Regions from separate parts of the Homo sapiens genome. Here region 2 is linked to region 1. Evidence: chromatin loops called from intact Hi-C (ENCODE). Cell type or tissue: B cell. All regions are shown on one strand. Links, peaks and the distances in the headings refer to the core of each region. The heading gives the core; the rest is flanking DNA.

Region 1 (2,800 bases), core at 166-2,665:
AGGCAGAAGGAATAACCAGTGGTGCAAAGGCCTTGAGGTGAGAACATAATTGGCACCTTCCAGGAGTACTGTGGCTGGTGCTTAGAATGCAGTGGGGTATAGTTGGACTAGATCACTTTGGACCTTGAAGACCATTGTAAGGGCTTTGTCTTTTTCTCTGAGTTGGGATGCATTTAAGGGGTTTGAGCCGAAGAGTGACATAATCTGACTTGTGTATTAAAACGATCACTCTGGCTGCTGCTTTAAAAATAGTTTGTAGGGAAGCTAGTACCAAGCAAGGAAACCAGATAAGATGGTGGCTTTTGCAGTAATGCAGGTGGGAGAGGATAGCAGCTGGGACCAAAGCAGTAGAGAAGGAAGGAGGTGGTGAGATGTGGCTGGGGTCTGGATGATTTGCTGATATGCTGTAAATGTTCTGCTTGTTTGTTTACTGTTTAGTTTGAATATCTCTCCCCTAGAGATGGGCCTGGGCATCCTGGGGATGGGAAAGAAGAATCTGGAGTTTCAAGAAGCTGGCTAGGCCTGACACCTGATGGACCCAAGTTCTTCTGCTAGTGACTTAGGAAAGATCATTATGACTCTTTCCTACCATCACCTTTTTAGCCATTAATAGCCATTAAAAACTGGCATTCATTATTTTCTTAACCAACTTCTATTGAGTCTGGTTGGTTTGAGGCCTTGGGCTAGATGCTGGGGCTAGAAGGTAATACATGTTGTTCTCTTTTTATTCATGGTGAGTTTTTCAGCTACTGCTTTCTAGTAGTTTCTAGCTACTTGAGAAGCCAGAGAATTTGTTTCATTGATGTTTGTATCTTCTGTGGCTAGCCTGGAGCCTGGCATGTTGTGAGTTCTCCGCATACATGTGGACTTCAGCCACAGGAAAGCTTGACTGGTATGAAGTAGCTAGCCATGGAGCTGAGCGGACCCTGGAAGTCAGGATCCAGGGCAGGGGCTGAGTGAAGAGGTGTGGCCTGCTGAAGACTTGAACTGCAAGATTTGGTTTGAGGCTCATTCTCAAATCTGTAAAAGACTGCTGCCCTTGCTGGTGCTCAGTGTTCATCTCCTCCCCTCCACCAGCAGTGGGTCTTTACATGGAATGACATATAAGTTTAGGCTTGAGCAGCTCTACCAGAGGAAGAGGCATTTGAGGAAGTGGGTCTGGGAAACTGAAACTACTTGGGGTGGGTTGAGTAACCGTTAAATATAGTTCAAACCTCAGACGTAAACTTGCTTGGCCTGGCATTCCCCTGGGTGTGTTTATCTCCACTGAGACATTAAGATTCCTTCCCTAACCCTGTATTCTAGATTTAGCTATTGCTTTTTCAGTGATCCTGGCTCCTCTCAGTTAGAGTCAAGCCTCTGGAGGAAATTGACCAGCTCTAGGCTGCCACCGTGAATTTTTGTGCAGAAACCCTGGAGAAACCTCCAGAGAGCCATATAGAAACTGAAAGTGGAAAGGAGGCAGCCAGGTGGACCTATGATTTGCATAAACTTTTTCTTTTTTCTCTTTGCTTCCTCCAGGCAGCTTGCCTGTCTTTTTCCCTCTCCAGAGGCCACCTCACCCCGCAGTACCCTCAGTTACTTCCTAGCCAGTTTTATTCCCAGGATTTTCTCTTCCTCTGCCAATTAGCTGCTAAGCCAAGTTGTTGCTTAACATTTCCGCTAACGAAAGTTACCTTGCTGAGAAAAGGTGAAATGATTGTCATTTTTGGGGGAATAAACATTGTGATTTAGAAACTCAGGTGCATGTAAATCTTTAGTGTTCATAACTTTAACCCCTGCTGCTGGTGGAGATTGCTGACCCTTGCTAGTTAAAGAGAAGATAACTATAAATAGAGCCACCAAAAGTGAGAGGTATGGCAAAGTAGCCTTTAGTCATTCGGGGTGTTTGTAGATTCTCATTATTTTTTTAAACACCTTTATTGAGGTTGTACACCACAAAATTCACCCATCTTAAGTGTACGATTCGATGACTTTAAGTAAATTTACAGAGTTGTGAGGCCATTGTTGGAATTCAGTGGTAGAACAGTTTCATCACCCCGAAAAGATCCCCATGCCCATCCATTCCTCTCACTCTTTGTTTCCTTCTTCAGTCTCAGACTACCACCAATATGCTTTCTAATCTATAGATTTGCCTTTTTTGGACATTTGCCATAAATAGAATCTCATGTACTTTTCTGACAGTGTGGGGAAGAAAAAAAGCCTTTTTCTCATGAACACATAGCAATGGAGGGGTCTGGTCTCATTGCCATCAACATCTAGAATGTAACAGGAGACAGATGTGGCGGTGAATCTTGGGAGAATCATTTAATATTGAAGTCTGTTTTCTGTAAACTAATAATCAGATGAGAGCTGTGTGCGTATATGAGAACATTCTGCAAGCCACACAGTGCTATGTACATGTTATTATGTATCCTGAAACATTTTTGGATGAGCTTATATCTTTTAAGGAATGGAGAGGAAGAAAAAGAAGTTTTGAGAATTGCATTCACTATTAGGTAGGTGGACTGATGATGCTGGCCCAAGATGGGAAGAGTTCTTGACCTTACTCAGCAGCCTGCTCTTAAGGTATCTTCTGGAGGGATGCTTTGTGAATTCCCTTCACAGGGGAATCATTGTATTTTATTTTATTAAAAAAAATTTTTTTTGAGACAGGGTCTTGCTCTGTCACCTGACCTGGAGCGCAGTGGCGAGATCTTGGCTAACTACAGCCTTGACCTCTCAGGCTCAAGCGATTCTCCTGCCTCATCCTCCCAAGTAGCTGGAACTATGGGAGTGCACCACCACACCCAGCTAAATG
Region 2 (2,800 bases), core at 290-2,789, 500 kb before region 1:
GGAGCACGTCACTTCTGATGGCTTGAAGGCGGAAGTGGCCCGCCTGAGCAAGCAGGTCAAGGTAGAGCGGCTCTCACGTTCAGCCCCGCCCTCTGGTTACGTCATTTGATTGCAATTCCAAGTTCCCACAGATTAGACAGCTAAAAGCATCTGTGTAAAGGCCACAGGCAACTGGAGCCTGATTCCTTCAGTCCTTCCAACTGTGCACCTCCAGGCTGCCTTTGATTTAGCAATCATTGTATTCCATATTTTAAAAGTCAACTTTCTAACTTTTTTGAAATTACATTTATGTAAAGTTATTTAAATATGTCGATGTAGAGAATACTCCCAAATTAGACTGTAAATTGAGGTGAATCCTTATTATATAATCCATCACTATAAATCTATAAACACCTGCATTAAAGTTAAGTTACCTTATTATCAAAATCTTTCATTTAAACTGTTATTAGAAAATTTACTAAAACAATTATCCAATGCACAGTGTGGTGAATGTAGTTAATAAGAGCATATTGTACATTCAAAATTGCTATGAGTAAATCTTAAATGTTCTCACCACAAAAAATGACAAGTATTTGAGGTGATAACATGTTAATCAGCTTGAATTATTCCACAATATATTCATAAATTATAACATCAATAAAGCTATAAATTTTCAATGGTAGAAATTTTTAAGTAAATTTTTATAAAGCTGAGAAGGAAAAATCACATAGAATTTTTAAAACTGCATAATGATATATAAAAATATTGTTACCTGCCGGGCACGGTGGCTCAGGCCTGTAATCCCAGCACTTTGGGAGGCCAAGGCAGGTGGATCATGAGGTCAGGGGTTCTAGACCAGCCTGACCAACATGGTGAAACCCTGTCTCTACTAAAAATACAAAAATTGGCTGGGCGTGGTGGCAGGTGCCTGTAATCCCAGCTACTCAGGAGGCTGAGGCAGGAGAATTGCTTGAACCTGGGAGGCGGAGGTTGCAGTGAGCCGAGATCGCGCCACTGCACTCCAGCCTGGGTGACAGACCGAGACTCCGTCTCAAAAAAAAAAAAAATTGTTACCTGTATCTATCATTAAAAATATATAAATATTCCTGGGCAATTTAATAAAATGCTCTAGAGAAAAATGAATGAATGGATGAAGTAATGATCCATGCTTGGACAATCAAGGCTTAAGTGAATTGTTTCCCTACCAGAAAAGTTAAACCTGAGTGTACCTACGTTCTTAAATGTAAGACATTTCATCATTAAGTTGGAAAGCTTTTAAGCTTCTACTAAATATGTGAAATACATATTAGTAGAGTATTTGTAGGATTATGGAAATAGTCTCTGTAATTGTCATGAACTAGCCATGCGTGGTTTAGAAGAGCTTTTGGAATTGCATCCGGGTGGCCACTGAATTCCACAACTGAAGTGTCTGTCTTTTCTGGGCCCCGTCCCCTATTGTTTAAAAGTAGGAGGTCAGACCACATGATCAGGAAGGGTCACTTTCATTCCTGTGACTGCTTCACTCTTAGCAGCCACATGAGCCTGATGTCAGTCAGTCTGTGGGAGTCCTGTCATCTGGCTGAGGTCTGAGGTCTGTATCTTAAATGTAGGAACTTGTGAGACTGCGCTTGCAGAGAGGTACCAGTAGGTGTCACTCACTTCCTCTTTGGTAGCTAAGACTGGTTCACTCTCCAATGTGATCCATTAAGATTACTTGGGGCTGGGCACGGTGGCTCAGGCCTGTAATCCCAGCACTTTGGGAGACTGAGGTGGGCGGATCACGAGGTCAGGAGATCAAGACCATCCTAGTTAACACGGTGAAACCCCATCTCTACTAGAAAAAAAAAAAAAAATTAGCCGGGCGAGGTAGCACACACCTGTAGTCCCAGCTACTCGGGAGGCTGAGGCAGGAGGGTCGCTTGAACCTGGGAGGTGGAGGTTGCAGTGAGCCGAGATTGCACCACTGAACTCCAGCCTGGGTGACAGAGTGAGACTCCGTCTCAACAAAAAAAAAAAAAAAAAAATTACTCTGGGTTTTTGTGTTTTGTTTTTTGGGTTTTTTTTGAGACAGAGTTTTGCTCTTGTCACCCAGGCTGGAGTGCAATGGCACCATCTTGGCTCACTGCAACCTGCCTCCCAGGTTCAAGCGATTCTCATGCCTCAGCCTCCCAGGTAGCTGGGATTACAGGCATCTGCCACCACACCTGGCTAATTTTTTTTTGTATTTTTAGTAGAGACAGGGTTTCACCATGTTGGCCAGGCTGGTCCTGAAGTCCTGACCTCAGGTGATCCACCCGCACTAGCCTCCCAAAGTGCTGAGATTACAGGCGTGAGCCACCGTGCCCAGCCTACTCTGGTTTTCAAAGAAAATAACTCATGATCATCAAGTTATATGTGTTATAGTCAGTCTTAAAAGCCTAAGTAAATGCAAATCTGACTTGGAACATTTACTGAAACATTACAAAGAAAAGCATGGCCTTCAGGATTTGGATAGTCCTGAGTCCCCCATAAACCTGGCATGTGACCCTGAACGTGCCAGTCAGCCTTCAGTTAAATGTAGCTGCTGTTTGCTAATTGAGAAAAGATCACTCTACTTACCTCATAGGCCTGTTAGGAGGATTAGGTCTTCTAGGTAAAGTGCTCAGCACATATCAGTTTGATTCTCCTGCTTACTCTCTGTAGAAACAGGGGCTGGAGCCCTTAAATACTCAGGGTAACTGAAAAAATATCAAGGAGAGTTTATTCACCTCTGCTGTCCCTGAAAGTCCTTATATCTCCCTCAGATACAAAGCAAAAGCACAGACCTGTGATTCTTATTCAA

The links. Peaks named below come from ENCODE experiments on the same cell type or tissue, not always from the same donor. Only the 100,000 strongest peaks of a DNase experiment are listed, where the experiment ranks them.
Region 2: a loop joins it to region 1, with 7 times the contacts of the local background. A loop is called at or near these places in 2 of 110 quality-filtered maps.

What each region holds. Positions count from the first base shown.
Region 1 is chr15:51,730,364-51,733,163 of GRCh38, reverse strand. All of the region lies in intron 1 of LYSMD2 (LysM domain containing 2), which reads left to right. Among named protein-coding and RNA genes, the nearest start is that of LYSMD2, 5.9 kb to the left of the region's middle. In B cell, for the core only: no CTCF peak of the experiment used is centred there; a DNase peak (open chromatin) is centred at 1,283; H3K4me3 peaks cover 2,410 bases; H3K27ac peaks cover 2,500 bases.
Region 2 is chr15:52,226,394-52,229,193 of GRCh38, reverse strand. MYO5C (myosin VC) reads left to right here. Exons shown (of 41, transcript NM_018728.4): 25 at 1-61. It overlaps LOC105370820 (a long non-coding RNA gene), which reads right to left. Exons shown (of 4, transcript XR_007064638.1): 3 at 2,578-2,696. Among named protein-coding and RNA genes, the nearest start is that of GNB5, 36 kb to the right of the region's middle. RefSeq lists a silencer at 1-172. In B cell, for the core only: CTCF peaks have their summits at 1,400 and 1,607 (motif pointing right); a DNase peak (open chromatin) is centred at 1,603; H3K27ac peaks cover 1,877 bases.